Regions from separate parts of the Mus musculus genome. Here all the other regions are linked to region 2. Evidence: chromatin loops called from intact Hi-C (ENCODE). Cell type or tissue: gastrocnemius. All regions are shown on one strand. Links, peaks and the distances in the headings refer to the core of each region. The heading gives the core; the rest is flanking DNA. Region 1 overlaps Dop1b (DOP1 leucine zipper like protein B). Region 2 holds the start of Cbr3 (carbonyl reductase 3). Region 3 overlaps Morc3 (microrchidia 3).

Region 1 (10,565 bases), core at 1,080-9,079, 84 kb after region 2:
CAACCGAATGGGGTGTTGACCAGGTGGTCGTTGAGTTGGTGGGCTCCAAGGAAGACTGCAGGGAGGCCTTGGCTGCCGCCTGCCACCTGCTGCTGGACTGTGCCACCTTCCCTGTGTATCTGTCTGAGGAGGAGACTGAGCAGCTATGTGAGACGCTCTTCCAGACTCCAGGTAAGAGGGAGGTTCTCCCAGGGTGTGGTCAGTCCGTTGGGAATTCTGTGACAGGCTCGATGCTCAATTACACAGTCATGTCCACCCAGAAGGGGGCAGGGAAAACCCTCTTGGTCCAAATGATCAGAAATTCAAACCTTTTGACACAGGTACATGGTTTGGGGTCATTTTAGATCAGGGAAGATCACCCAGCAACTCTGCAAACACCCCCAAATCTGAAAACTCTGGAATCAGAAGCATGTTGGGCACCAAGCCTTTGGTTCGGGGCTCTGTGCGGGCCAGCCCATTTCCTTCTGCTCTGCATCAGTGGCTGTTGTATCTGCTTCTGACTCCTGTGTCAACTGTGTCTGACTTGGCACCTAGTTTCTGTGTAGATGGGGCTGGTCTCAAGCTCACAGAGCCATGCTCACCTGCTCCCCTCTCTCCTCTGGCTGGTGTCCTTTTAGGAGCCAGCGATTGCAGTTTTCCTCCGTGGCTGAAATCCCTCATGACAATTTGCTGCTGTGTGAGCGACTGCTCCCTCCAGAACATAGCCATCGCCACACTGCTGGAAGTGATAAACCACTCCCAGTCCCTCGCTCTTGTCATCGAAGACAAGATGAAGCGCTACAAAACCTCTGGGAACAACCCTTTTTTTGGCAAGTTACAGATGGTGACAGTCCCTCCCATTGCTCCTGGGATACTGAAAGTCATTGCCGAGAAAACAGACTTCTATCAGGTATTTCCCCCAGGGAACATGTGTGTGGTTCATGGCCGTTTCCTCGGACTAGAATTGCTGACTGGCAAAGGGGTTGAGCTTGTCCAGTGTCATTTGGGGGTTGGAGGGACCTGGGACCGGCTGGTCTGTCTCCAATCCCAGCTCCTCACTGTCTGTGCCTCTCAGCAGGCCAGGGCAATAGCTTCTGGTCTCTCTCAGCATGTAGCTTTTACCCTATAAGCAGGCTCTGGCAGGACAGTTGGGGCCCAGCACTGTGCTGTACCCCGGCAATGGGACAGTTAAGGTCTTGACCAGGCAACTCCTGGTGGGCTTTTCCTTTGTCCCAGCTGTGTCTTGTGACGTGATGATGGGTCTCATGTAGTAAATGTGAATAGAAGCCAGTCTCTAGGACAGGCTCAGATGAAAGGGAAAAGGCACAGGTGTTTCCATGCTTTCGTGGTCTCCACTCCCTTTTCCCTGCAGAGGGTGGCTCGTGTGCTCTGGAACCAGCTGAACAAGGAGACCCGTGAACATCACATCACCTGTGTAGAGCTGTTCTACCGCCTGCACTGCCTGGCCCCGACTGCCAACATCTGTGAGGATATCATCTGCCATGCCCTCCTGGACCCTGACAAGGTGAGCCTTGCTTGCATCTGTATCCTCTGAGATGGCCATCAGGCTGCTGAGTCTGTCCCACTTTACCTGCCCAAGGCAGGTTGTTCCCACTCAAGCTAAGTCTCTGCTGGGCTCAGTAGATGTCCCGATGCACACAGGTGATCTGAAAGCAGGCTGGCAGATTCCTGGGAGCTTGAGCCGTTGCTTTTGGGGTCCTGATAGTGCAGTTGTGTCCAAGTTGAGGCTCACCATAGAATTCTGACCTGATTCCCTGAAAGTCAGGACGTGCAAGCCTCTGGAGCTGTTCGTAAGGATTCCTACTTGCAGAGAGTTCTTGTCTCCTGAGAGGTTCCTGCAGTTGATTGTCCTTGTTCTTTAAGGCCATGGGCCTGATACTTTGAGAGGATATGAAGAAACTGTGTTCTGTGTTTTCCTTGGACCACAGCACTTCGATGTGATTCTGGACACAGACTAACGCCAGGTCCTTTTAAAAAAAAGATTTATTTTTATTTTATGTGTATGTTTTGCTTGTATGCATGTATATATGCATACTCTGTGTGTGGGTGTGTGTGTACATGTGTGCGTGCCTTGTGCCCATGAAGGCCAGAGTAGGCCCTGGCTCCCCTGAAAAGGAGTTGCAGATGGTCATGAGCACCACGTAGGGGCTAGGAAGTGAACCTGCATCCTCCCCGTCTCCAGCCCTGGGTGCCAAATCTTAAACACATAATTCACTAAGCACACATCTAAAGCCAGGAGAGGGAGTACACACCTTTAATCCCAGCACTTGGCAGGCAGAAGCATCTCTGTGAGTTCCAGGACAGCTGTGGCTGTGCAGAGAGAACAGGGAAGTGGGAGGAGGCAGCACTTTCTCTTCTGGCCGAGGCTTCTCTGCTGGCTGCTTTTGTTATTCACATATTTTTACATTTATGAATCTGTGTGTGTGTGTGTGTGTGTGTCCTAGCACTTGTATAGAGGTCAAAGGACAACTTGGAGGAGTCAGTTTTCTCCTACCCTTGTGGATTCCCGAGATTGAACTCATCCTACTGGACTTGGCCGTGAGCACTTTTTACCCCCAAACCATTTCTCTGGTCCTGTGCTCATTATTTAAATGACACTTGGCGCTGAGCCTGCTGTGACAGGGGTATGATTTCTTTATGGGAGGCTGGGGCAGGAGAATTCCAGGTTCGAGACCAGCCTGCACAACTTGGTGAGACCTTGTGTGAGAATTATTTATAGATAAATAAATAAAGCAAGCAAACAAGGTTAAAAGAGGGTGGGAGGGTAGGGTGGAGCAGCTGCTAGGCATGTTCAGGGCTCAACACTAGTACCAGAGAGAGAGAGAGAGAGAGAAGCCTATGGTGACTCCCACAGCATTAGGGTGAAACCAAGCCCCTCCATTTGTTTCTTCATCCAGGGAACAAGGTTGGAAGCTCTGTTTAGGTTTTCTGTGATCTGGCACCTGACACGAGAAATCCAAGGTAGTCGTGTGACGTCCCACAATCGCTCCTTTGACAGGTAAGGCGGTTCTTCATTGTGACCCACTACCCTCGGCCAAGGGAGCACTGCAGAGACCCCTAGACATGCATTAGGCTTCAGTGGGAGCAGCAGCAAAGCAGCCAGCAGGATCATACGTGGGAGTCCATGCTGCAGAGGACAGAGTACCCACGGTCCTCTGATTCCATGTAGCCCGGTGTGAGACTCTTACGGGGGCATCAGTGTGGTGGGGTGAGGGAGCCCACCCTCCTCAGAATCCCTGTGAGGCTTTGCAGTTGGCCCAGATGAGAGGACGCCCAGGGGGATGAGCCTGGCCCAGACCTCATCAGGCCACCCATGCTCGGTTTCACTTGCTGCATCAGCACCTGTGTGCATAAGATGTGTTCTTTGGTGAATTAGACTCCGCTTTGTCCTTGCCCTATGCCCACTGAGTCTCTAAAGGCACAGCCACGAAGCCAGGCACACAGCCTGTCACTCACTTGGTATGTAAGGCCAGTATGATGAAGCTCCCTGGGGTATCTGGTTCAACCACAGGAGCTTACTGCAGGCCGTGGTGCCTGCCATGCAGGAGCGGCAGAGTGGGAACTCGGTGGCATCTCTCCCCACAGGTCCTTGTTTGTCGTCCTGGATAGCCTGGCTTGCACAGACGGTGCTATCAGTGCAGCAGCCCAGGGCTGGCTGGTGCGAGCGCTCTCCCTCGGGGATGTGGCCCGCATCCTCGAACCCATGCTCCTGCTGTTGCTCCAGCCCAAAACCCAGAGGACGTCCATCCAGTGTCTCAAGCAGGAGAACTCAGCCGGTGAGCAGCCTCACAGTCCTGGGGGGCGGGGGAGGCAACAGGTGCTGCACCCACTGCTGTGGGTGCTCACCGCTCACACGAGTGACTGTGCCTTGGAAACTGATGGGGACATTCACATTTTAAGCACCACAGGAATTAGCACTTTGGACCAGTAGGTGTGGGTTGCTGTTTTCACTGAAAAGTCATGGCTTTGTTACTGAGAGGAAATATTTGAATCATGCAATATATATTATTATTAGCTGTGGTAACCTTGCTGTGCAACAGGACACTAAAAACTCACCCTCTTAGGTAAGAGTCTCCATACCCTCTGGCCAGCATGTCCCCTTGCCTTCCTCACCCAGCCTCTGCTCTTACTTCACCTCTGTGGGAGTAGATTCTAAATGTTGTCACTATAAAAGAGATGGCAAGGTGAGTTGTGTGTGTGGTTTGTTTAACCACCCATGGTATAAATGCACATTTAGAAAACCACACTGCATCCTGTCAAGATGGGAACGTGTCATCTCCAGGTGATACACTCTTTCAGGTTAGTAGCCCACATTTTAATAAGCACAGGGATGCTCTATTGTTTCACAGGAGAAAACATTCCATGTGTGTCTCTAGTGCACAGTAGAACCCCCTCACCAGTGCCCCTTGCCTAGCAGAGGGGTGGTGCCGGGTGTAAGCACCATTGTTAATGGAAGTCCCCGAAGCCCCTCTGCATAGATTTGTACCCCTAGTCTGGGACAGTTTCCGGTTACTAAAAATGTCACCTTCCTATGAAATCTGGTCAGTTGTCCCTTATGTTTGTCCTAGTCTTACGGGGAGCAACAGTGCCACCCTAAGGTGGGTGGAGGGAAAGGAAACAGTCTCCTTTGTGCAAGGCTCATCCCAAACCTGCAGTGGGGGTGGAGTGGGGAGTGGCCTACCTTCTCCAAGAGACTGAATTTATTCCACAGCCTAGAAAAGGGATGATTGGAGAACTACACACTACACACCTTCATTATGCTCTGCATGGCAGCTCTATACTTTAGTATTTCTTTTGTCTTTTGTTTTATTTGTATGTGTGTGAGAATAGATGTGTGCCACACACACACATACTGTATGGGCACATGTATGCCATGATGTGTGCCCCCCCCACACACACACATACTTTATGGGCACATGTGTGCCATTACACCTGTGCAGATGTGTGCCCCCACACACACATACTGTATGGGCACATGCTGCCATGGCACCTGGGCAGAAGGCTTTTCTCTCTCACTGTACAGGTTCCAAGGATAGAACTCGAGCCATCAGGCTTTGTGGCAAGCAAGCTGTCCTGCCAGCCAGCTCCCGCCCCTCCTCTTTCTCCCTTAAAAAAAAAAAAGAAAAGAAAAGCCCCACTGTGTGGTTCTTCGGTTTCTGTCTCCCCACTGCCTCATTACTTCCTGTTTCCTTCCTGGTGCCAGTGTAGCTGCTCCCTGGCAGTACAAGAGAATGAAGAAAGGGAGGTGCCGCCTGCCTTGCCATGTCTGTGCTGCTATGGACTGTGCGCTCACAGGCTGTCCGTTTCTGGCTTGCAGGCTGTCTTGTCTCTGGCTTGCAGGCTGTTTGTCTCTGGCTTGCAGGCTGTCTTGTCTCTGGCTTGCAGGCTGTCTGTCTCTGGCTCAGGCTGTCTGTCTCTGGTTTCCACTGTTCCTTCCTCTCTTCACCCTGCATAGACTTGTTGAAAACTACTTTACCAAGAATTTTCATAGTATCAAAATCTTTGGATTTTCACCTCTCTTAAAAAGAGAATTGATGGGCTGGAGAGACGGCTCGGGTTGAGAGCACCAGTTGCCCTTCTAAAGGACCCAAGTTTAAGTTCCAACACCCACATGGCAGTTTGAAACTATCTGTAATTCCAGTTCCACGGGATCTGATAGCCTCACACAGACATACATGGAGGAAAACACCAATGTAAATCAAATTTAAAAGAGAGTTGGTATTTAAAAGTGCTGTATACTTTCTTATTGCAGAAGTGTTACTGTGTCTGTTTTAAAATTTAGGTAGCGGCATAGGAGCTCACAGCTGCAATTCCAGCACTCGGTAGGCTTGGACAGGAGGGGCATCACCTGGAGACTGTTTGGACCATTTAGCAAGCTCCTGTTTAAAATGATAACAAAAGTGAATCAAGCTGGCACGGGAATGCCAACTGGGTGACAGCACTGAGAAGACAGTCCCTGGAGCAAGCTGCCTAGGGAGACTAGCCATATCTGAGAGTGCTGAGCTGAGACGCCAGCCTCAGGCCTCCTCACATGCACACACATGTACCCACACACATTTGAGCATACAGTGCATAAACACATACAGAAACACCATGAATGCACACATACATGCGCAGAAAAAAAGGAAGAAAGAAAAGAAAAGAAAAAAATCCTCCAAAAAATTCAGAAGTAAAGGTATTACACAGAGATCCCGACAGTGTCAGCGGATGAGCTGGGCAATGCTGGTGGGTGGCAGATGCTGTGTGAGCTGGGCACTTTCTCCAGTGGGCTCCTTGTGTAGCTGGATGCTCCCTCTCACGTCCCTGTACAGACCTCATAGTCATGGGCATTGGCACGAGCTTTACAGCCCAGCGGCGTGTCAGGTGCAGGCATGCCCCTCACCATTCCTGCGCCCTTTCTGTGGCTCTGGGGTGGGCACACTCTCCATTTTCTCTACATACTGTTCTAGCGCGTGCCCCATCCTCACAGCTTTGAAACCTGCTGATGTTTCTGTGGAATACATTTCCAAAGAGGGAATTCCTAGGGAAAAAATCACTTATGTTTTTCCAAAGTGTAACTAATGCTCACAATCCCTGGATATTGCTAAGAGCCGGGTGCCCAGTGCACCAACCCCAAGCTTATGCGGTGCTGGGGATCAAACCCAGGGCCTTCCATACTCTAACTTGACACTCTCCCAACTGAGATACCTCTTCCAGCTAAAGGACAATTTTACAATGCTCTGTCTCTGTTTTGCCCATGACTTGATACAGTTCCAGTGGGCATTGTCTCCTTTAAGCCAACGATCACCTCAGAGCTAATTTGTCATCTCTAGCAATTCTGGTTTAAAGTCCTTTGTCATTTTGTGATTTCCAGAGGATTTACACCGTTGGTTTAACAGGAAGAAGCCCACGTGCAAAGAGGCGTGTGGTGAATCTGAGCCGCAGGAGGGTGCCCCTGAGGAACGCCTGCCTCGAGGACAGTTCACCACCGTGGATCGAGAAGCCATCTGGGCTGAAGTAGAGAAGGAACCAGAGAAATGCCCACCAAGAAGTGATCTAAGTGAGGAAGACCTGCCCTACTATGTGGACCTTCCAGACAGGATGACCTCTGGTGGCGGGGATAGCAGTGAGCACACAGAGTCTGCAGACACGAGCTCTGGCCACACTGACAGTGAGAACACATCCACTTTCTCATCTCCCTCCCACGATCTGCAGGACCTGAGCCACGAGGAAAACTGCTGTGCTCCGATCCCCATCGGGGGCAGGGCATACTCCAAGCGAGCGGCCTTGCTGGCAGCCTTCCAGCCAGAAAGCCCCAGGTCCAATGCCAGGTTAAGCCTGGTGCGAGCAGACTCAGACAAGACACAGGCTTCCGAGTCGTTTTCCAGTGACGAGGAGGCTGACGTGGAGCTCCAAGCCATCACCACATCGAGGCTGTTGAAGCAGCAGAGGGAGAAGCAGGAGACAGTCGAGGCCTTGTTCAAACACATCTTGCTCTACCTGCAGCCCTACGACTCCCAGAGGGTCCTGTATGCCTTCTCCGTACTGGAGGCCGTGCTTAAGACCAATCCCAAGGAGTTCATTGAGGCTGTGTCCAGGACGGGCATAGACACCAGCTCCACCGCGCACCTCAACCTCATCTCCAACCTCCTGGCACGCCACCAGGAGGCCCTCATCGGCCAGAGCTTTTATGGCAAGCTGCAGACCCAGGCCCCCAATGTCTGCCCCCACTCCCTGCTCATTGAACTCCTTACCTACCTCTGCCTGAGCTTCCTCCGCTCCTACTACCCCTGCTACCTGAAGGTCTGCCACAGGGACATCCTTGGCAACCGCGACGTGCAGGTCAAGAGCGTGGAGGTCCTCATTAGGATTACAGCACAGCTGGTCTCCATGGCCAAGTCGGCGGAAGGGAAGAACACGGAGTTCATCCACAGCCTGCTGCAGAGGTGCAAGGTCCAGGAGTTCGTCCTGCTCTCGCTGTCCGCGTCCATGTACACCAGCCAGAAGCGCTACGGCCTGGCCACCGCCGACCGGGGCGGCAGGCTCCTCGCGGAGGACAGCCTCTTTGAGGAGAGCCTCATCAATCTGGGGCAGGACCAGATCTGGAGCGAGCACCCACTGCAGATCGAGCTGCTCAAGCTGCTGCAGGCCCTCATCGTCCTGGAGCACCACCTGGGCCAGGGCCAGGAGGAGGCGGAGACTCAGCCGGCCCTATCCCGAGAGTGGCAGAGGGCTCTCAACTTCCAGCAGGCCATCGGTGCCATGCAGTACGTGCAGCCCCACCCCCTCACCTCCCAGGGCCTTCTGGTCTCAGCTGTGGTGAGAGGGCTGCAGCCCGCCTATGGCTACGGCATGCACCCCGCCTGGGTGAGCCTGGTCACGCATTCCTTGCCATACTTTGGAAAGTCTCTGGGCTGGACAGTGACACCCTTTGTTATCCAGATTTGCAAAAATTTGGACGATCTGGTCAAGCAATATGAAAGTGAATCTGTCAAGTTCACCATCAGGTATGCTGGAATCTTATTGGCAGATTTTGTAATAAATGTCTCTGTTGCCAAGGCAGTTGAAAGATAATCAACCCCCTCAGAAGGCTGGGGACTGTCATCAGCAGGAGTGTACCTGCTTCCATCCTTTGGCTTTAACCCCACATGTCTCCTGCTAGCATCTATGAACCCGAGGGTCCATCTGGATGGCCTTACATACATAGTATACACGGGTGAGCTCTGTGCTAATTGATACCCTGTGTAAATAAATCCACACAGCAACCCAGGCCTTCTCAGAGGTGCCAGCCAGTTAGTTAACTCTGTTAGTTTTGCAAAATAGAAATAAACAAAACCAGAATCAGCTTTAGAGTAACTCTAAAACACCTAAAACCATTTTTCAGTAGTGACTTTATAACATAAAGCAGCACCCAAAATGCCCGTGCTTTCGGGAGCCCAGTCAGTCAAACACAGCGAGTCGATCGCTGTGTTCTGTGTTTACGTGTCAGGCTGCAACCTTCATGGCCTTATGTTCTTTCAAATTCTCAAAACCAATTTCTTGTTTTTTAAATATTCTTCTAATACTTACCATTGTGTGTATGCGCGTGTGTGTGTGCATGCATGTGTGTTTTCAAGGACAAGATGGGATGCTGTTCTTTTCTTCTAAGTTGGTTCTGGGACAAACTCAGGTCACCACCTTTACCCCCCATTATTTTATTTAACAATTTCTCATTTCTTCTCCATAGTACAACCTCAAAGAAGGAAAACATTTCTCCTGACTACCCGCTCACTCTTCTGGAAGGTCTTACGACCATTAGCCATTTTTGTCTTTTGGAACAGCCTACCCAACATAAAAAGGTACATTTCCCTCCCCGCTAGAATCTGAGGCAAATTGTTTGTTTTGTCTTTCCTCGACTGTGACTGTGTTATGTACATAATGATACATGAATGATGCAAATGTCATGCAAATATATGTGAACTGCAAATGAGAATATAAATATATGAGGTCTACATGTGTGCAATATGCAAATATGCAAGATATTCAAATGTATATACAAACATAGGTGTGTATACACAAGAAGCAAAAGTCGGTGAGTCCTTCAGCCTTTGCTCACTGATCCATCAGCTGGCAATAGTGGTAAGATAGAAAGCAGATTGATTGACTTTCGGCTTGCTTAACTCGTGTGTGTGTGTGTGTGTGTGTGTGTGTCTGTGTGTGTCTGTGTGTGTGTCTGTGTGTCTGTGTGTGTCTGTGTCTGTCTGTCTGTGTCTGTGTGTGTGTATGTCTGTCTGTGTGTCTATGTCTGTGTGTGTCTGTGTGTGTGTGTGTGTGTGTGTGTGTGTGTCTGTGTGTGTGTCTGTGTGTCTGTGTGTGTGTATGTCTGTCTGTGTGTCTATGTCTGTGTGTGTCTGTGTGTGTGTGTGTCTGTGTGTGTCTGTGTGTGTGTCTGTGTGTGTCTGTGTCTGTCTGTGTGTGTCTGTGTGTGTGTATGTCTGTCTGTGTGTCTATGTCTGTGTGTGTGTGTGTCTGTGTGTGTGTGTGTGTGTGTGTGTGTGTGTCTGTGTGTGTGTCTGTGTCTGTCTGTGTGTGTCTGTGTGTGTGTATGTCTGTCTGTGTGTCTATGTCTGTGTGTGTGTGTGTCTGTGTGTGTGTGTGTGTCTGTGTGTGTGTGTGTGTCTGTGTGTGTCTGTGTGTGTGTGTGCGTGTGTGTGTCTGTGTATATGTGAGTGTGTGTGTGTGTGTGTGTGTGTCTGTGTGTGTATGTCTGTCTGTGTGTCTATGTCTGTGTGTGTGTGTGTCTGTGTGTGTGTGTGTGTGTGTGTGTGTATGTGCTGTACACACAGGCACATTCGTAAGCCTGTGTACGTGCATATGGAGACCAGAGGAAGATTTCGGTTCTTCCTCTATTGTTCTCTACTTTTTGCCCTAAAATGAGGTCTCACTGAGCCAGAAGCTGTCTGCTTTGGCTAGTCTGGCCAGCTGGCTGGTGAGCTCCCAGGATCTGCCTGTTCCTCTCCAGTGCTGAAGGTACAAACACACAAAGCTATGCCCAGCTTTTTTTTTTTTTTTTTTTTTTTTTTTTGAGACAGGGTTTCTCTGTGTAG
Region 2 (10,565 bases), core at 1,207-9,206:
CATCTGTAATGGGATCTGATGCCCTCTGCTGGCATGCAGGTGTACATGCAGATAGAGCACTCATATACATACAGCAGGTCTCTAGGTAAGGTGGAATGTGTGATTCCTGAACTCATGTGGTTTCAGTAAGCCACCTTGTAGAGGGAAGGGGCAGGGAGGCTGGGATGGGAGGAGAGGATTCATAGATTCAATGAGAACAGAGACAAGTTAGGACGTTCATCATATTAATTAAAAACTCTCCAGGGAGTAGGGTGTTTCTCCAAATTCACCAGGTACAGAATTATCACATAACCCGTCTGTACTGCACCTGGGAATATTCCGCATACCACAGGGGTACTTACACCTTCATGGTCACTGAGGCCTTAGACCAGCCAAGCCAGGAACCAGTCTAGACACTCACTTAAAGGCAAATGGAGAAAGAAAATGAGGGGTGTGTACACAGTGGAGTTTTATTTAGCCACAAAGAATGAAATTATGCCATTTGCAGGAAAATAAGTAGAACTGGAGAAAGAACCTTGTGCTAAGTGAAATAACTGTGTACAAGGGCAGATGCTGCCCGTTGTCTTTACTTGAACACCAGACTGATGTATGTGTGACATGAAGCAGAAGGAGGACTGTCGACGTGGAGAAGAAAGGAACTAAAGGGAGTGGTGACAGGAGAGTTTTGGAGGTGACAATGCGCAGAGCAGTGCACAGGTGTGAAAACATGTCGATGGAACACGCTGTTTTGGATGACGACAAAAAAGGGAGATTCCATCAAACCATAAGAACCCATCATGACCCGGAAAATATGCATGCATTTGAGAGTGTCCGACCGTCGTGGTAAGTCTGTGTGTCTGTCCCACAGCTTCCCCTCCACTGTTCAGTAGATAGGGACCCAGCCAGCCAAGGTTTCCATAAGACACCTGGCATCAGGCAGCTTTGTCTTCCCACACGCTCTGCTCTCCAATTATTCTGTCTCCACTAATCTGTGCCTTTCTCTGAGATAATTATTGTTACGTAAAAGGCTTTAGCATCGTTCAGCTTTTGTAACTGTTTTTAAGAGACAGGTTTTTCCAGGCAAGAGAGCACAGACTTGTGAGCTCAGCACGTGGGAGACTAAGACAGGAGGATGAAGATCCAGAGCATACCAGGGGGCAAAGCACGGGACTTGGGAGGACAAAGAATGAAAGAAAACACTGCTTTACTGACTTGCCCAGGCTGGTCTTAAACTCTTGATCTGAAGTCACTCCCCTGCCTCATTCTCCTCCCTTGGCAACCTACAGGGCATGCACTGCTATGTCCCAGTGTGTTTGATACTGTTTGTAAAAGATGCCACTAGAGTTTATTCTCTGCTTTCAATAGAGTTATTAAAGCTCATAGCAAGGTCATCAGAGAACCTTAACTAAATAGTTAGAATTAAAAGAAGTTTTAAAAAAAAATAGCATTGGTCCAAAAAGGTATCAAAAGGTAAGTTGGAAGGAGCTGATGGTGTATTTCAGCAGCTAATCATGTCTGCACTGCACTCTGGTTCCAGCACCCAACCCCAAAAATCAATATTTAAATGCCACCAGGTAGCACTTTAAGGGAAACGTGTAAACTATACTGCCTGAACTAGAAAAGAGGAAATATCTCAAACCAGCAACCTTGGCTTCCAGTTCAAGAGACATATGAGTATATTGAGCCCAAAGTGGGCAAAAACAGGAAATAAAAATCAGAAAATAAATAAAAATAATCAGGGGAAATGGAGAAAAGAGGATCAAGAACAGTAAATGTTGGTTGCTTGGGAAATTTTCTTTTAAAGATGTTAAATCTCTGCCAGACTCACTAGGGGGAGAGAAGGATGAAAAGCCAGACGGTGGTCTGTGCCTGTGGACCCAGTACCCCGCCTAGAGGCTGAGACTGAAGGATTGTTTGAACCAGGAGTTCAAGACCAACCTGGGCAACACAGTGGGACCCTATCTCCCAAACAAAGCACCGGGGTTGTATCAGAATTTGAAAAATCAGAAACAGTGTGCGGTAAGTGCCTATAATTCCAGCAGGATGTAGACGGGAGTTCAAGGTCATCCTTAGCTGAACTCATGGTCAGGCTGGCCAGCAAAAGAGTGCATGTCTTAGTAGGGAGGGAGACAGACTGGGAGGAGGGAAAGAGGGAGGAAGGGAGAGAGGGAAAGAGGGAGGGAAGGAGGGAGGAAGGGAGAGAGGGAAAGAGGGAGGGAAGGAGGGAGGAAGGGAGAGAGGGAAAGAGGGAGGGAGAGAGGAGAAACAATAGTATTATGTTCCTTTAAAAATATATATTTTGTTTTATTTCATGTCTCTGTGTGCTTGTGTGTGTGTGTGTGCCTGTGTGTGTGTGTGTGTGTGTGTGTGTGTGTGTGTGTGTGTAGGTTCCAGATCACTTGCAAGAGTCAATTCTTTCCTTCTACCTTGTTGACCTCAGTGATCAAACTCAATTCATCAGGCTTGGTGACAAGTGCCTTCCCCCTTTGTTTAATAATCACAGAGAACCACACCCTCACCAACAACTTCCTACTTGAGAGGTGTCCTGGTGTCCTATGAAATCCTTGCTGCTGGATGTCCACAACACAGCAATCTCACCAGCCTCAGAGTATGGACTTAACACAGGTCTCCATTTCCCCCCAGGCATTGACATAAAAGCCACAGCTCTCACCCTTTTTGTTTGGTTGGTTTGGGGTTTTGCTTGTTTGTTTTTCCAGGCAAGGTTTCTCTGTGTAACCCTCCCTGGCTGTCCTGGAACTCAATTTGTAGACTAAGCCAACCTTAAAGTCAGAGATCTGCCTGCCCATGCCTTCCAATTGCTGGAAATAAAGGCATGCACCACCACCACCTGCTCTCAGCTCTGATCCTAAAGAAATTTATCCTGGGGGCATTTTGAGTGACCACGGCCTGGAAACACAGAATTAGGATCCCCAATTTATGTTCCAACTCAGAAGCACTTTCCCGAGGGTTTTATAGTTTCCCAGAGGATGTCATGAATCTTTGAAATCCATGGATGGGCACAGCAGAGAGGCAGGTACAGTGAGACGGAGCTGTTCTGTGGGCCCAAGATGCTACCTCAGGACATTCTTAGCTCTCGGATTGCTGGAAGCCAGTGTCCCACCGCGTCAGTAGCATCTAAGAGGCTTTTATTTATTATCACGAGATGTTGGCTCAGATTTGACAAGGAGAAGTTGTTCCAGAAGCTAAACCTAGTCCAAGATACTTAACCTCTGAACCTGCAGAATCCCAGTCTCCCCACAGCAGCCTGTCCTTCAGTCTCTTCAGGCACAGAACTCCTTCCAGGAGTCTTGTAGACAGCCAGGCACAACTTCTTCTCAGGAATTCTCATTCACAAGGATATGCTAGGCAAGTGCTCCATCACCGAACTACACTCTGAACTCCCCACTGGTCTTTAGGAGAGAAAGCAGAAAAAGTTGTCCCGGACTCTGTAAATGTTACTCCCATTGCTGCCTTGATCACATAACCAAAGAAAAAGCGATTTAAGAGCGGGTTTATCCTGGCTCACAGTTCGAGAGTCCAACACTGTGGGGTCCTAACCACATGAGCATAAGACAGATGGTCAAACTGTGTGTGGGGGTTGGGAGGAAGGGGGCGGGGTTCCCGTGTATGCAGAGGTCAGAGGTTGACAAATGTCTTCTGCTATTCATCTCTTCCTGATTCTTTGAGGCAGGGTCTCTCACTTGAACCAGACCTTGCAGACTTGGCTAATCAGCTCGCCTCCGGAAATCCTGCTTCTGGGGTCACACAGCAGCCACACTGCCCCACGTTGTGTGGAGCGGGGATTTGAACTCTAGTCCTCATAACCTTCACCCACGGAGCCAGCTCCACAGCCTTGGCCCAGCTCACTTTCTCCGTTTCATTCAGTCCAGCATCCCAGTCCCTGGAACGGTACTGAGCTTAGGGTGGGCCTCCTACCCCAGTCAGCCTAACTGAGAAACTCCCTCAGAGACAGGCTGAGAGAGAGGTCTGTCTCCTAGATCCTCTCAAGTTAACATCACAGGCAGGCTAGGCCCCCACAGAGCTCACCTTCCTCACCTCATTTGAAACAGAAGGTGGAGTCCGTAATAAGAGGCTAAGGCAGTTTGGCCGGATCAGCTCGGGAAACGCTGAATCACTGTGAGTGAGGACTTAATTGTCCTTCAACCTCACAATCCCTAGCCAAGTAGGATCAGCACAGACTCGATTCCACCCAAGAAGGGAGGAGGTCTGATTGCGTGCCCACACTTAGACACGCCTGGAATTTTGTTCGTAGGTTCAGCATCTCCTTGGGAGATGACTCGCATAGACTGAGACCAATGCAGATCTATCTGCATACCCAGTACACTTGGAATAAACCAAAGACCGGCACTGAGGACTCCCGTACTACTCAAAACAGTTCGATAAACATGAGCCTTCTCTCCCACGTGGGGGCGCACCGAGACCTCCAGCCGCGAGGGCTCGCCCACACCTGTTCAGTCTACTCCCAGGCACTGTTCCCTGAAGTCCCTGAGCAAACCGCGGGGTGTGTTAAGTAATCTCAGAGCGAGTTCCGCAGAAGCAAACATTTGCATTCTGCAGAGAACGACGGGTTCTCGCCCAAGAAAATTACGGAGCATTTGTTTTCCTCCTTTTGAAGTTTCCCCAAAATAGTTGTTTCAATCCGACTGCCACGAGTCCTGCTGACCCCTTCCTTTGGGAGCAGCGCTTGTCCCTGACCACTGCTTAGCTCGGAACCAGGATCTCTACACTGGCCGGCGGGCGGGCGGGCAGGCGAGCGGGAGGAGGCGGACCCTTCGGGAACAGACGGCTCCTCCTCAGAGGGGAGGGACAGGCTTCTCAAGGCCTTGCTCTCTAGCAGTCGCAGCGCCGGGTCCCAGAATCTAGTCCTACGCCACGGTTTTGACCACGCGTGACCCGCTGCCCAGCCGGCCCGGCCATCAGGTGGTCCGTGTGTCCCTCTGACATGTCGTCCTGCAGCCGCGTGGCCCTGGTAACTGGGGCTAACAAAGGCATCGGCTTTGCGATCACGCGTGACCTGTGTCGGAAATTCTCCGGGGACGTGGTGCTCACGGCGCGGGACGAGGCGCGGGGCCGCGCGGCGGTGCAGCAGCTGCAGGCGGAGGGCCTGAGCCCACGCTTCCACCAGCTGGACATCGACGACCCGCAGAGCATCCGTGCGCTGCGCGACTTTCTGCGCAAGGAGTACGGGGGACTTAACGTGCTGGTCAACAACGCGGGCATCGCCTTTAGAAGTAGGTGTGGGGCTCCAGGAGGAGGTGTCCCGGGGTTTTCCGAGGGTGCTGGGCAGTGAGCCTCTGGGATCCGGAGGCTGCGCCATCCCGCCTGGGTGCACCCGGCTCGCGCTCTGCGTGGCGAGTTCCCCCGTGCGGTGACTCGGGTGCGGGCCCGCCCAGGCACCCCACTCCATGCCCGACCCGGCCGGCGGCCTGTGCGGGCCTGTGCTCCGCCGGAGGCCCTCCTTGGAACTTTCAGCTGCGCCTGTTTGGAAGAAAACCGGTCTCTTGGGAGGGGACCACGCCTTGTCAAGCTCATCAGCTTTCTGTCCCACGCACGAAGGCTTTTCTCAGAGAAGGGTCTTCCAAAAAAATAGGGTTGGAGCTTTCGCTTCGCGTGAAACAAGGGCGAATTCATAGATGCCAGTAGATATCTGCTGAGGACAGGAAATGGGTCGCCCGGACACAATTAGCGCCCTGGCACGATAGTGGGTTTCCTACCCGCTTTAATGGAGCGTTTTGAGAGGCTCTGGCAAAAAGGAAGCGAGCTCTGCTTCCCTCCTCCTCGGGGAACTAGGTTTGTTATTAAACTTGCAAGTGCGGTTTGGAAATCATCTTCCTTTAGGGGAAAAAAAACCCAAAAAAACAAAACAAGATCGCTTACTCTAACAAATGTCCAATTAGCAAAATTATCCAGTTGCCATGTGCTGGAACTGAAACAAACATTCCAGCTTCACTGAAAATGCTGAGAGAGCCGGAGACTAACGAGGGAGGGAGACTATTGTGCAGCCGAAAACTCTCCAGTTGGCCCTGGACACCCATAGGCGCCTTGCGTGAGAGCCAAGACACCCTTGTACCCGCACTTCCAAACTCTGGCATGTGGGCTTTGGGGAAGGGGAGGGGCGAGCTCACCACCTCAGCCACTCTCAGCGTTGTCGGATGGAAGGTTTGGTGAATTATGGCCCTGGAGGTTCATACTTAAATGTGGGCCATGTGTATGCAAATCTGAGCAGCAGCTGCCCCACCACACAAGCTGAGGTCTTACACCAGCCTCACCAGAGCATCTTTTCCCAACCTCCAGGAACCCTATTCAAGCTTGAGACAGGAAGATCAAAACTGAGTGTTCTTGAGACGCGACATGAGCGTGGCTGATGAGAAACTTGAGGTGTGGACCAGAAAGTTCTTTCCTTATGCTCTTAAGACCTTTAGAATGATCAAGTTCTAGTTTAAAGGTGTGTGTGTGTGTACTTTACAGATGTGTGTATCACCACACTCAGCAAGACTGTCCTAAAGTTAGTACACTTTCCCTTTAGCTGTTATGTGATGAGATCCAACTTGGCCACACGAGTTTCAGAGGAAAATGTAATTCTTTTTTCTTTTCTTTTCTTTTCTTTTCTTTCTTTCTTTCTTTCTTTTTTTTTTTTTTTTTTTTTTTTGTGTGCTTTTCAAAGTGGATGACCCAACACCCTTCGACATTCAAGCTGAGGTGACACTGAAGACGAACTTTTTTGCCACTAGAAATGTCTGCACTGAGTTACTGCCTATAATGAAACCACATGGTAAGTCCAAAGTAGGACTACTGTCCCTCGGGAAGTGGCCCTCGGTCCCTCAAATAGGGCAACCAACAGGGACCACTCAGGGCTGCCATTTGCTTGTGAGATGGAGGGTAAAAACTGCCTTATTTTATCAAGGTGTCTGGCTCTGTACTTGAGCCTTTTGGCTGTGGTTGTCAGAACCCTGTGGTACTGATCAGTTCTTGGGGTCTGTGTCATGAGCTCAACCTCCATCACAGACTGCAGCATGGCCCCAAAGGTCTGTGACAGTCTTAGAGAGTTGCCCTCCTGCCCCCGACATTGCAAGGATGGGCCCACCCCTGACTTATCTGCCATTATAACAGTCCTTCTGTTCCTTTCTTATGTCAAACAAACAAACGAACAAACAAACAAAAAGCTTATGAGAAGGTGTTTTTCTAAATGTTGTCAGCTGAGAGAATCCGAAAGAAGTAGTTTTTTGTGGGGAACACCTTACCTCCAGCCCATGAGGGTTCAATATTTATTATTAATTATCATTAGTTTCCTTCTAATGTTTATTGGGTGCCCACCATTATACCCAGCACTGGTAGTAAAAACTGGGCCCATCATATACAAGAGGACCCTTTCATCCACAGAGCCTGGAGCTGAGCTGGGAGATAGAGATTTTCTAACAAAGACTCTAAGGTGTGAGATGGCCAACTTGATAGAGAGAGGCACTTCTCTGGGGATTTCCCTTTTCTGAGATTGACTGTGGTTCTGAGGGGAAGCGCTGTTGTTTTGTTGTTGTTGTTTTTTTAAGGCTTTAATTTATTTTATGTATGAGTACTCTACCTGTATGTGCATCTGTTCACCAGCAGAGGGCATCAGATCTCATTACAGATGGTTGTGAGCCACCATGTGGTTGCTGGGGACTGAGCTCAGGACCTCTGGAAGAGCAGTCAGTGCTCTTAACCTCTGAGCCATCTCTCCAGCCCCCGGCTATTGTTTTTAAAAAACATAATGTTCAGGGCCAGAGAGAGAGAGTTCGGAGATTAAGAGCACTTGTTGCTCTTGCAGAAGACATGGGCTCAGTTCCCATGGTTTCCTGCACCTATATAGCTCACAGCCATTGGTAACTCCAGTTCCAGAGGATCCAACACCCTATTCTAACCTCTTTGGGCACAGGGCAATGTGCACATACATACATACATACATACAGGCAAAACACTCATACAGACACATAGAATAAATAGAAATTAAAAAATTTAATTTTCTTAATATTTTGAAAGAGAATTAGCTCAGGATTTAGGAGAATTGGGTTCCCGCCCCCCCCCCCTATTTTTTTTTTTTAAACCAGGATCTAACTCTACAGTGTTTTCTGGCCTTGAATTTGCCTTGTAGACCAGGCTGGCCTTGAACCTCTGACGCCTCCCCCTGCCTTTGCTTCCTGGATGCTGGGATCCCAGGCATGCATCCCTATCCCAGCTTATCTGTAAGAAAATGTCAGTCTGAAAACTGTAGTGAGAGCTGAACTTGGACCCCTGCCCGCCACCTGCTCACTCCTCCCTCATTTCTTAGTGGGATGGATTCCCAGGAAGTCTCAGCCCCCCCCCCTCCCCCCCCCCCCCCCCCCCCCCCCCCCCCCCCCCCGCACACACCTGCGATCCCTGAACTCAGAAGCCCAGCTTGGCCTTCACTGCCGATTGCCTGATCGAATAAACTTCATTCTGTTGAAATAAGAATTACAGCATCAAGTGAGAGCCAAGCCATTTTGAAAGTTAAAGGAAAGCTCTCAGAGGTAGGGGGAGGGGCAAGAACCAGGTGAACCATCTTTAATCAAGCCTGCAGCTTCCTGCCCTGAGGGATCTCTGACTGATAGGGCATCTGCCTAGGACAGGTGACTTGGCTACACACTGTTCGCTGAAAGACACCGTGCTTACTATCACGGACTTATACTTTCTGTTTAGCTTTTAGCACCTTACTTTCCAGGATCCTAGGTCTTGCTTACTCACTCAAGACAAAAAATAGCTTCAACAACAATTAAGTCACTAGAGGGAGCTACTTGCCTGTTCTTTCTTTAAAAAACAAAAACAAGTGGAAGTTGTTTCTGTATGCATGGAGACACACATAGACACACATGCACAAGCATGCATGTGCACACACACACACATGCACACTCATGTGTGCCAGACAATGCTGCCGCTGGTAGATGGTGTGGTGTCGTCCCTCTTAGAGCTGGCTGGACCATCTGGTTAATAGGATGATCTTTGATCACCCTCCAGAACCTCCCACACATGTGTCCCCGCATCAAAGAGGACACAAGATAACTTCCCCCTATAATGTGGATTAGAACTCCCTCCAAGGCACCTCGCAGCTCCTACAGTTAGTGTTTATTGTCTTCCCTGCCCTCTCCCTCACTCCCTCTCTTCATTCTCTATACACTTTGCAGACCTAAAACTTCATAGTCCAAGCTGGCCTTGAACTCACAGCCTCCCAATTGCTGGAATCATATTATGAACCCTACTGCCTCTTCAGTAGCTGTGAACTTTTGCCAATGTGAATATTAACTCATATTCATGAATTGGTTCATTGTCATGTTGCTGGTATCTTAGACTAATGAAGTTGGAACCAGAGTGGAGAATGGGTCTCCCTCCAGGGTGGCTTGGATGAAGTTATCACTAGAGATACACTTCTAGGAGAGGCTCAGGGATGGAGGTGGCTGCCCACAGCCCTAGCCAACTGCACATCTAGGGAATTGAGAGCCTTCATCCTGAAGTCTCCTTCAAGGCACTGTTCCTTGGGATTCAGGTGATAAGAAGGGGGATTATTTGTGTTGAAAGAGGAGGTTTTTGGTTTTGTCTTTGTTTTTTTGTTTTTTTTTTTTTTAATAAAACGGCCTGATGATTCTGTCACCTGCCATGGTGACTTGGCTCTAGAGATAGTCACAATAGGTACGCCGGGTCTGGTCTGGGGTATACTCCAGGCTTTTCTGCCATGACAACTGCTTTAAAAAATGAACACAGACACGATGACAACTAAAGGGTATATCTGCTCAAGCTAGGTGGAAGTTAGAGTTCTGAACAAAGGAAAACCTGGGTAGCTGATACCAGAAGAACTGAGGATCTCAATTTGCATAGCACATCCCATCCTGACTGAGCAAGTTCTTAGGAGGCTGATCCTGGCCTGCAAGTGGGATGAGTTTGCCCCTGTGGTATTTTTAACTTTGAGGCTTGGGTGGCCCTTGGGCCCTGGGTATCTGTTTTGTGGCTTTGTTGTGAAAACATGAAACAGATGTGATCCCAAGGATTCCTCCCTGATGCAGTACTTTAGTTTCCTTTTGGGTGGTCCCCAGCTGCCACAGATCTGCAGACCCATGAGGCAACCATCTTTAAAAGCAAGGCTTCTCAACCTTTCTCCACCAGTGACCTTTTCACTCTGGGGGAAATTTTAATGCAACAGCAAGTATATGAAATTGGTAAACCAACATTTTCTGATAATGAACCATCAAGACATTTCATTTAAAATGATTCTTTTAAAGCTGGGGATGTAGCTCAGTTGTTATGGTACTTGCCTGGCACACCGAGGAGGTCCTCGGTTTATATATTCCTAGTAATATATAAATTGGATATGATAGCAAATGCCTGCACTCCTAAGGTGGAGGCAGGAGGATCAGAAATCCAAGGTTACCCTCAGCTGCCTGTAGAGAGTTTGAAGCACAACCTGAGATACATGAGACTCTGTCAAAAAAAAAAAAAGCACATAGAATTTTACCAGTTAAGATTAAGGCAAATTTGCATACTAATGAGATGCAGTTCTTCTTTATTTACATAGAAGTTTAGAT
Region 3 (10,565 bases), core at 755-8,754, 170 kb after region 2:
AATATTTTTTAAGACTAGAACAGTGAGAATTACTTTTGGATTCAACTGCAGAAATAAAGATCACTATGGGATAATGATGTATCACAAAAACAGACTCATCAAGGCTTATGAAAAAGTAGGATGTCAGTTAAAGGTAAGATTTTTATACCGGTAGTGTATTAGGTTAGAGGTCATTTTAATGTGGTTTTGTTTTTTTTCTTTTTGCTCATGACTTTTTTGGTGTCTTTTTTTGAAGGTGGGAAGGGGTGTTTGTTTTTTTGAGACAGGGTCTCTTTATATAGCCCTGGCTCTGCTGGGATTCACTATGTAGCTTAGAGTGGTCTTGAATTAATTCCAGGAGATAGATCTGCTGACCTTTGCCTTCCAAATGCTGGTATTAAGGTGTGTGCCATCCCACCTGGGTAGGCATCAGTCGTTTAAAAGCATTCATTTCTCATTTGATTCCCAGTAGTCTGTCCTACAAGAGGAGAGAGAGAGAACTTATTTTACCTTACAGGTTTGGAAATTGGCACTGGTAAGTATATAGCTTGCTGGGAAGTATAGTTCTGAGGTACAGAAGTACATCAGTGTTTTAAAAACCAGCCTGAAAACCAGTACCCGATAGATTAGCACTGTGCGCCCCCCCACCCCCCTCAGGTTGGCAGGCTTGGTAGCAGGAGCCTGTTCACTGACCTGTCTTTCTGGCCCTAGAATTACTACTGCCCTTTAAAGTAACTTTTATTGTTGTAATGTTTTTTAGGTTGTTAGTCATAACCTACCATGTAGTTTGTTCTGTATATGTTGGAGTATCTGTGTTTTTGAGATACTGGGTGGCAGTTATGAGAATAAGTTGTCCTGGTACAAGGTTTGTTGTTTGATTTAAAAATGAAGCACTTGGGCTGGCGACATGGCTCAGCGGGTAAGAGCACTGACTGCTCTTCCAAAGGTCTTGAGTTCAAATCCCAGCAACCACATGGTGGCTCACAACCATCTGTAATGGGATCTGACACCCTCTTCTGGAGTGTCTGAAGACAGCTACAATGTACTTACATATGATAAATAAATCAAAAAAAAAAAAAGAAGCACTTGAGTGAATTCTCGCCTTCTTCTTGCACAGGGCCTATGTTAGTCTGTGTGCCCTCCTACTTTAGTGCCCACTGCCAAGGTGAGCATATGCTGCAGAGTTTAGGGTTAGGTGCGTTCTCTTTCTTTTCCCCGTGTGTTTTGGTTTTTGTTTTCCTTTATAGTCTCAGTTTTTATAGCATGTCTTATGAGTTGTGCATAGCACGGCAGTGTGGACTTGTTTAGACTGCAGCTCAAGCGTCCGTCGTGTGCTGGTCAGAGGTGTCAGGGTGCGCACTGCTGCTTCTCAGCGCAGCAGGACTGTTCATGTGGGGAGGCGGACTGTGACTCCCATGGCAGGGGATACTCCCTCCGCTTGCTTATCAGTTTGCACACTTCTCAGCTAAACACATGTAGAGTGGATTTGGAAGAAAACTAATATATTTAGGAAGTATTTTTTTAAAAAATCTAAGCACTTACTCGGAAATTTCATGGGAGTCATATAAGATAAAGTATGGTACAGTAAGTTTATGATGTAAATCTTTGTTGAAGGGTATAGCAAGCGTCATGCTTGATGTCTAAAATGCTGTTTTATTATATATATTTCAGGCAAACAACATGGGTGTTGGAGTGGTTGGAATTATAGAATGTAATTTCCTTAAGCCAACTCATAATAAGCAAGATTTTGACTACACTAATGAGTACAGGTATGTTGCCCATTTAAGTCACTAATGCTCTGAGGAAATGTGTTAATAAGATGGCTAGACTAGTCATCCCTCCATTCCTTTAGCCAGAGGATGTATTTGAGATGGGCTCTTGTGTAGCATAGACTGGTTTGACCCAACTATAGTCTATACTGCCTTGAACGTCTGAGCATCTTGCCTATATATACCTTCTGAGTGCTGTGACTACATGTACCCCAGCACCATGCAGGCAGGAATTTGCTCTGTTGTGACTCAAGAGTAATATATCACATTGGGAAAACCAGAATTGTATTACTCTGCTCGTGGTGGGATGCATGACAGCTTGTGAGATGGAAGAAGTCCTGTCAGTTCTCTTTTCTGGATGAGCCACTCACTGTTTTAAAGAGTCTCTTTTTTTAAAGTGTGTATTATATGTATGCGTCTAAGTGTGGGTCTAGCATATGTGAATGCAGGTGTCCAGAAAAGATGTTGGGTCCCCAGGAGCCAAAGTTTCAGGAGGTTGTAAGACAGGTGCCAGGAACTGAACAGACAGACGTCATATGCAAGAGCAATAAGTTATAAGTTCCTTTAACTTCTGCACCATTTCATCACATCCATAGAGTTTCTTTCTGGATTTTTTTTTTTTTTTTATTGCTATGATACAACACTATGACCAAGGCAACTTAGAAAAGAAAGCATTTAACTTGGAGCTTATTTTACAGAGGGTGAGTATGTGACCATCACCAATAGGAGCATGGTGGCAGGTAGGCATGACGCTGGAACCGTGACTGGGAGCCTACATCTTTGTCTACAAGTGCAAGCCAGAGAGAGAAAGCTGAAAAATGGTGTGAGCTTCTGACACTTCAAAGCCCACCCCATAGTGACACACCTCCTCCAAGGCCACACTTTCTGATTCTTCCTAAATAGTTTCACCAACGTGGGGACCAAGTATTTAAAATATGAGCCTATGTCCCCCATTCCATGGCCCACATAGGGACATGGCTGTAATGCTGACTACTCTCAGTCCAACTTTAAGAATCCTCAGTCTTTGATACTCTCAACACAATTCAAAAGTGCAGAGTCTCTTGTGGGACTCAAGGCAGTCTCTTAACTGTAACCCCTGTAACATAAAACAGTGAGTCACATACTTCCAAGAATGGCTTGGAATAGACATTATTATTCCAAAAGCAGGGAGTGAGGACAGTAAGGAAATGCTGGACCAGAACAAGACCAGAACCCATCCAGACAGACTCGCCCTGACGCTCCATATCTGATGTAAAAGGCTGAGATGACTGACTCTTCTGTCTGCTGTTTTGTGTTTGCTTTTGAGACACAGTCTTTGTAGTCCCTGCTGTCCTGGAGCTTGTAGGTCAGGCTGGCCTTGAACTCACAGATATACAGGTTACGTTTGTTTGGTTTTATGTTTATTTTGATCGTCTGTGAAGTCAAGAGAGTAAGTCTGGGAGTCAGTTAGCACACTCCGGTCATCTGGTTGGAGACAAACACCTGTACTTCCTGAGTCACAGTGGAGACCTCTTGGATAGTTTGAGTATTGAAAAACCAGCATCCTTGATCACATTGATTGATAGAAAAGCAGAAATACCAGGCATCTTCATATACACAGAAAGATGCACTTAAAAGTCAGTACCCGTCTGTGAAGTTTGTTGTTCTGGGTTTTTGGTTTTTTTATTTGTTCATTTTATTTTATGTACATGGGTGTTTTGCCTACATCTATGTCTGTGTACCCCTTGTGTGTATTATAATACCTGTGGAAGTCTGCAGAGGGCTATGGATCTCCTGGAACTAAAGTTACAGATGGTTATGAGTTGCCATGTAGGTACCAAGAATCAAACTTGGGTCCTGTTGATGAATACCCTGTGTTCTTAATCACTGAGATTCCTCCAGCCTTTGCTTGATTGAGATAGAGTCTCACTGTTTAGATCTGGTTGGCCTGGAACTTGCTATGCAGATTGGCCTGGCCTTAAACTCACAAAGATCTGCCTGTCTCTGCCTCCTGAATACGGGAATCTAAGGTGTCTGCTACCACACCCAGTCCCCACTTGTGAGGTTTTTAAAGGAACCTTTATACTTATCAATTGAAGGGCATGTTAAACAGTTTATAAAAGGCAAGTGAGCATAATTTCTAATGGTAATTATTGGTAGGCTTCCTCTAAAAGTGAGAGTGAATGAGAGTGGCAGCTATTACATTGTTCTTAAGGCAGTGGCTGGCCAAGTGGCTCAGTGGGTAACGTGCTTGCTGTGCAAGCCTGGCAGCCTGAGTTTGATCCTCAGGGCCCATGATAAAGTTGGGAACAGAAGAGAGAACTCCTGAAAGTTGTCCTCTGACTTCAGCATTTATAACAACACACACATAATATGCGCGCATGAGAACACATAGTGTACAGATTGAAAGACTGGAAAGAAAAGTAACTTTTTCCAGTCAGAGCTGGGCTGCTGACTTAAGACCTATAATCCTAGTGGTGGAAAGCAGAGTAGGGCAGGAGAATTGAGTGTCAAACCCTCAGGTCTATAGACTGAGGTGTGGGACCCCGGCTTAAGAAATACTACTAATAAAGGGGCAAAATCCCCTTCATGGAGTACCTGTGATCAGAAAATATGAAGACCTATAAACTAAGCCACACAACATTGTAGGTTGGGATTCAAACCTCAGATGTAAGTTAGTGTCAGTACTTAATAGGTCGGTCACCTGTTTTACATTCCTGCAAGAACTGTCAGGGCGGGCTGGAGAGATGGCTCAGTGGGTAAGAGCACCCGACTGCTCTTCCGAAGGTCCAGAGTTCAAATCCCAGCAACCACATGGTGGTTCACAACCATCTGTAACAAGATCTGGCGCCCTCTTCTGGAGTGGCTGAAGACAGCTACAGTGTACTAACATATAATAAATAAATAAATCTTTTATTAAAAAAAAAAAAAAAGAACTGTCAGGGCCGCCTAAGACAGTCAGTCCTGCAGAAGAAAGCAGGTGGACTAATCTTGAATGTTTATTGTTTTTTCTCTACTTTATAGTATTTAATCATTGTTAGAGTACACTAAATGTATACTGAGTCTATTTTATGTAAGGATAGACAGATGGTCTTTCATAGCCATTTATGCATCTGATGGTATGGTTTACCTCAGAGATTACAATGTCATGGGAGAATGACGATTTGTACAGAAATGCTGTCTGTGGCAGTCCTAGAAGTAGAGCTCAAGGGTTCCTTCTCACAGGACAGGTGTCCCACTACTGACTCCCCAGCCAGCTAGGCAGGGGTTTATACAGGACCAGAAACAGACAAGAACCAAACCCTCCAAAATAAAAAGGGCCTGCTTGATGTGGGTAAAGAGTATCCCTGATGCCTGTGCAGATTATCGGCTAGTTTTCGAAAACCAATAGTTTGTTAACTAAAGCTGTATATTAATGTACATCCTCTGACCCTGTTCCCACTCTGGGTGTATTCTCAGGAGAAATTAAGGTAGTTGCATAGCTTGAGGTCTGCATATTGATAGTCATTTCTCTCTCTCACTGACACAGATGTAGGCCAGATTAGACCAGATTAAAAGTAGATAAAGGCAGGTTTATTAGGAGGCAGCTCTCAGGTGGGTTCACTGATCTTACAGGTGGAGGTCACACATTCAGGATAAAGCAAAGGGGATTTATAGCACCTAGGCAAGGCACGATGATGACATGCCAGCAAGGAGCTGGGGTTGTGTCCGTACATGGTCAAAAACTGAACCCCTGGGCGGGAACTCTCGGGTGGGTTGCTGGGAACTGATGACATGAACTAGAGTTTTCTCCAAGCAGACAATGTGTGTACACGTATGTGTATGTGTGCTGTGTGTGGTCGTGTGTCTGTGAGTACAGGACTGGGAATGAGGGCACACGGGGTTTCCCAGCTTGTGCAAGGGATGGGCAGGGGTTCCAGCCTAAGGTGTGATGATAAAAAGATTAGGAAGAGTCAAAAAATGTTGCACTGGGAAGGAAGATGAGTTGTCGTCTGGGCATCAGCGTGTAGTTTTATAAAAGGATGTCCTGGAGGGGGTCAAAGTAAAACTCCAGGAATTGAGTGGGAGTGAGTCGCATTGCGATTGCTGTCTGTAATACTCACCTGCCAGACTTAAATATGAAAATCCAGTTTGGGAATTTTTGGCCTTCCTTCTCCTCTTCCTCCTCCTCTTTCTTCTTATTTTCCTCTTCTTCCTTCTTTCTTCTTTCTCTTCCTCCCTCCTCCTTTCTTTTTCTTTTTCTTTTTTTTTTTTTTTTTCCTTTCTCTATGTAGCCCCTGCTGCTCTGGAACTTGCTCTGTAGACCACACTGGCCTTGGAAAACATGGAAATCTGCCTCTGCCTCCCACGTGCTAGGATTAAAGGCAGGCCCCACCATTGCACAACAGAAGATCCCTTTTTAAAAAAAAGCTTTATTTTAAATTCTGAGTGTCACATTGACTTTAAAATCTGATGTTGGCAGGGCATGCTGGCACATGCCCTTAATCCCAGCACTCGGGAGGCTGAGGTGGGCAGATCTCTGTGAGTTTGAGGCTAATCGTTCTACATAGTACTTCTTGAGTAACTAGGACTATGTAGAAAGACCTGTCTCAAAAGCACTTTACATGGCAGCAGCAGCCACGAATCTGTGAGTGATTAGCAAGGAGCCTCTGGCCTCTCAGAAGTTGATAGCCAGCAGAGGACCTGGTGTCCTGCCCTTCTGGTTGCATCATACATATTAGACAAGTGCAGTGTAGCTGACCTTACCTCTAGGCCACTCCGTCCCTTTTCTTTTGTTTCTGCTCACTCCTTACCTTCTAGATAAGTCTAGGAGCTTACAGTGGCCTTTATAGAAAAGAAGATTAGTATAAGAAAAGTAGCATGCTTGAATGGAGATTTTTCCATTCTCATATTCTTTTAATCATTACTAGAGTTCGTTGTTTTATCTTTACCTTTTAAAAATTGACCTTGAATTGATATTTTCTTTTTTCTTGAATTAATGTTATAATTTTTTTTTAAAGGCTTACGATACTAGCACTAGGAGAAAAGCTGAATGATTATTGGAATGAAATGAAAGTGAAAAAAAATGCAGAATATCCTGTAAACTTGCCAGTCGAAGACATACAGTAAGTACTGAGCACTGAATTTTGACATACCGTTAGAGATGATGGTGCTGCTGTGGCCTTCCACAAGCTCAATGTCATGCTAAAAAGTGAATCCACACACTCCAAATTAGTGAGTTGATGTTTGTTAATATCATTTATTTCATCTTGTTTTGTTTTTTATTTAATGTGTATGGGTGTTTGCCACTCTGCACTACCTGTGTGCCTGTTGCTTGCAGAAACTAGACAAGGGCATTGGGTGTCCTTGCACTATTGAAGAGGCAGCAGTAACCAAGGTGCTGGCCCTGTGCCTTTATAAACATGAAAAACTGCCAGCAAAAGTTAATTCAGAGATCTCAGGAAACCAGGGTTGTTAGCTTTACTTCTTGCATTGTAAACTTTGAGTTCATTAGAGGTTTTGTGTTAATAAGGCCTTGTTTATACAGAGCACCTCTTAAGTTTTACCCTGGGTCCACTGTTAAGCAAGCCTCTGAGGTGTAGTCCAGCTCTTGTTTTGTGTGGTTTGCAGGAAAGTCTCAGTAAGTTTTCTCTGGGTCTGAGCTTGAACTCCTGCCTTTGCCTCCCGAGTGCCTTGCCCATAACTGTTCTAAAACTGCACTGAGAACATTACTCAGGAGGGAAGAGAGACATAGCTCAGCCAAAAGGTGCTCTCTAGCAAGTGTGAGGACTCTAGAATCCAGGTGAGATGCTGGGCATGGGGTCATGCACTTGTAATCCCTGCTTGGGCTGGCTGCTCAGTCAGCCTTGCCTGTGTGGTGACTTCTAGGCCAGTGAGAGAACCTGCCTCAAGAAACATAGTGTATAGTGTTGTTAAAGAAAGACTCTGGAGGCTAACCTCTGGCCTTCATAAGCACAAGTATACATGCATGCAAACATACGAAGACAAAGAATTACTTTGTCAACCATATACCTTTGATTCCAGTATTCAGGAGTCTGAGGTAGGTGGATCTATAATTTGGAGGCCAGCCTGGTCCCCATAGCAAATTCCAGGCCATCCAAGCCTACTCATAATGATACCTGACACAGAAATCCAAAAAAAGGGAGAAAAAAAAAAGTTTGATCCAGTCTACAGTTGAAACCCTGTCTCAAAAAGAAAATCTTATATAAAATGAGTCTTCATAATTTCTTTCTTTTTTAAATTTCTTACTTAAGTATATGGATGTATTGCCTGCTGTATATCTCATGGATGTCTGTCATCCCCCTGGCTGTCAGATCCCTGGAAGCGGAGTTAGAGGTAGTTGTGAGAGTGGTGGGACTTGAACCTGGGTCCTCTAGAAAGCAGCTCGTGCTCTTAACCAGTGAGTTGCCTCTCTAGCTAGCTATACATAACTTCTTTCTAAGACTTTTCTCTCCTTCCCTCTCCCACTTCCCACCTCTGATTTTCAAGACAGTGTTTCTCGTGTAACCATGGCTATCCTGGAACTTTGTTTATAGACCAGGCTGTCCTTGAACTCAGATCCACTTGCCTCGCCTCTTAAGTGCTAGGGTTAAAAGAGAACATTCTCCCCTGCTCCTAACCCCTTTAAAGGCAAGGTCTCAGTGCAGGCCTGGCCAGCCTGCAACACAGACATCCTTCTGCCTTCCAAGTGCTAGGATTAAAGATTTTTAAATTGTTCTATTCAAATTGGTGTGTGACTTAACTCCTGAAAGTTACCAATATTTGAAAACTTAGTTTTATATTACAGTAAATGCAGTTTAATCACACAATTTTCAGGATTGGAAATAAGCAGATATATAGTGTGGAAACAACTTAGTAAATAAAGGAAATACTTCAGAGTTGATAATTCCACTTGACTATTTTGTTTTTGTTTTGTTAAAGGAAGCGTCCTGATCAGACATGGGTTCAATGTGACGCTTGTCTAAAGTGGCGAAAGTTACCAGATGGGATAGATCAGCTTCCAGAAAAATGGTATTGCTCCAATAACCCTGACCCACAGTTCAGGTACCATATAGTTGGTGGCACCCTTTCTGGAAAGGCAGAAAGTACTATTGGGGGTGTTTGAACAGTGCTTGTGATGTGTTATTCCATGTGATTTTCCTGCCTAGAAACTGTGAAGTTCCGGAAGAACCTGAAGATGAGGATTTAGTGCATCCTACTTATGAGAAAACCTATAAAAAGACGTGAGTGTTGTGCGAGGGTGGTGAAAAGTGATGTCCAGACCATGAGCAAGGCTTGTCCAGTGTCCTGTGTGTCCAGCACAGGTACCACCTGCACTGATGGCTGTCCTAGCTTCACATATTTCACCGTCTGAGTCCTATTAAGTGACCTGTGCATAGACACTTGCGTTAATGAGCTTATTAGTCTTGACAGAAAAAGTAACATGTACAGTGACAGAAATTGAGGAGCCTGGGCCCAGAGGTTAAAAGACACTGGCTGTTTTCCCAGAGGATCCAGATTTGACCATGCAGTGGCTCTCAGCTGCCTGAAACTACGTTTTCAGAGAGCTCTAAGCATATTGTAAAGCCCTTAAGTCTGGAACCTATTTTCCTGGCCAGTCAGAGTTTGTCAGTTGTCTCTGTTTACCGTGCAACAATTACACTGGTTGAGTTTGCTTAGAGGTGGATACCCCATGAAGATTCTGGAGTAATGGCCTCCTAGAGAGATTTCTAGCTATGTGCTTATCTGTGCTTAACAATCTCCAGGGCGGAGGAAGACTTCCGAATAGTGACCACATAAAGTTATATTTAGAACTTTCCTAAATAGACTCAGACGTGATTTTTTGGGGAAAAGACATAAATTTAAAAAGTTCCTAAGAATGCAACATGCAGAGACCTAAAACCCAAAAGTGAGAGACAGAGTGACAGCAATGACAACGTCCGGCTCAGCACTGCTGGGACTGTGTCAACAGCTGTGCTGGCGTGGTGACTGCCATTGCCAGTGATATGGCTGTGCCAGAGGGCATTGCTGTAATAAATCTTTACAGGTGTTACAGTCGTTTGGATAGCTTAAGTAGTGTGTCTAGTGATAAGCAGGAAGCGGAGGTGGGATAGGTGAAGTAGGGCTACTCTAATACACTGAACATAGAAGGCTAAGGGCTTCTCGTGTAGCTCTGCTATGTTTTGTATTTGTGTGTTACATGTATATTTGTATGTCTATATGGAGACCATGCGTCACTCTCTCTCATGCTCGCACCCCCCCCATCCCTCTCCCCCTCCCTCCCTCCCTCCCCTCTCTTGATAGAGAAGGAGTTACTATGTAGCTCTGGCTGTCCTAGAACTTGCTTTTTGTAAACCAGGCTGTTCTCCCTCTCCCTCTCCCTCTCTCCTAAGCTATATTATTCATTTTGTGTATGATATGGGGACACTAGCTATCCAGATGATTGTGAGCTCTCATGTGGGTTTGGGGAATTTTAGGACCTTTATTCACTCCAGTCGGCCCTGCTCGCTTAGTCCCTGCTCATCCTGGCCCAAAGATTTATTATTATAATTAAGTGCACTGTAGCTGTCTTCAGACACACAAGAGGGCATCGGATCTCATTACAAGTGGTTGTGAGCTACCAGGTGGTTGCTGGTATTTGAACTCAGGACCTTCGGAAGAGCAGTCATTGCTCTTACCCACTGAGCCATCTCACCAGCCCCCCAGGCTATCCTCAGATTCACAGAAATACTCCTGCCTCTCCCTCCCAAGTAGTGGGATTAAAGGTGGAGACCACCACACCTGGCTCTCCCTGGTTTTTGTTTTTGTTTTTTTGAGACACGGTTTCTCTGCATAGCCCTGGCTGTCCTGGAACTCACT

What was found. Peaks named below come from ENCODE experiments on the same cell type or tissue, not always from the same donor. Only the 100,000 strongest peaks of a DNase experiment are listed, where the experiment ranks them.
Region 1: a loop joins it to region 2, with 2.6 times the contacts of the local background. A loop is called at or near these places in 18 of 42 quality-filtered maps.
Region 3: a loop joins it to region 2, with 2.2 times the contacts of the local background. A loop is called at or near these places in 2 of 42 quality-filtered maps.

Annotation. Positions count from the first base shown.
Region 1 is chr16:93,762,541-93,773,105 of GRCm38, forward strand. It overlaps Dop1b (DOP1 leucine zipper like protein B), which reads left to right. Exons shown (of 37, transcript NM_027293.1): 14 at 1-171; 15 at 618-889; 16 at 1,352-1,504; 17 at 2,898-2,998; 18 at 3,586-3,776; 19 at 6,854-8,486; 20 at 9,206-9,317. Among named protein-coding and RNA genes, the nearest start is that of 2310043M15Rik, 27 kb to the right of the region's middle. In gastrocnemius, for the core only: CTCF peaks have their summits at 4,602 and 7,089 (motif pointing left); DNase peaks (open chromatin) are centred at 4,592, 7,278 and 8,180.
Region 2 is chr16:93,678,383-93,688,947 of GRCm38, forward strand. It overlaps Cbr3 (carbonyl reductase 3), which reads left to right and starts at 4,837. Exons shown (of 3, transcript NM_173047.3): 1 at 4,837-5,231; 2 at 6,665-6,772. The coding sequence starts at 4,943. In gastrocnemius, for the core only: CTCF peaks have their summits at 4,409, 5,398, 7,602 (motif pointing right) and 8,792 (motif pointing right); DNase peaks (open chromatin) are centred at 4,425, 4,876, 5,342, 5,636 and 1 more place; H3K4me3 peaks cover 2,298 bases; H3K27ac peaks cover 1,945 bases.
Region 3 is chr16:93,853,766-93,864,330 of GRCm38, forward strand. Morc3 (microrchidia 3) reads left to right here. Exons shown (of 17, transcript NM_001045529.3): 8 at 14-133; 9 at 1,651-1,748; 10 at 6,728-6,832; 11 at 8,649-8,771; 12 at 8,876-8,950. Among named protein-coding and RNA genes, the nearest start is that of Chaf1b, 25 kb to the right of the region's middle. In gastrocnemius, for the core only: a CTCF peak has its summit at 4,657; no DNase peak of the experiment used is centred there.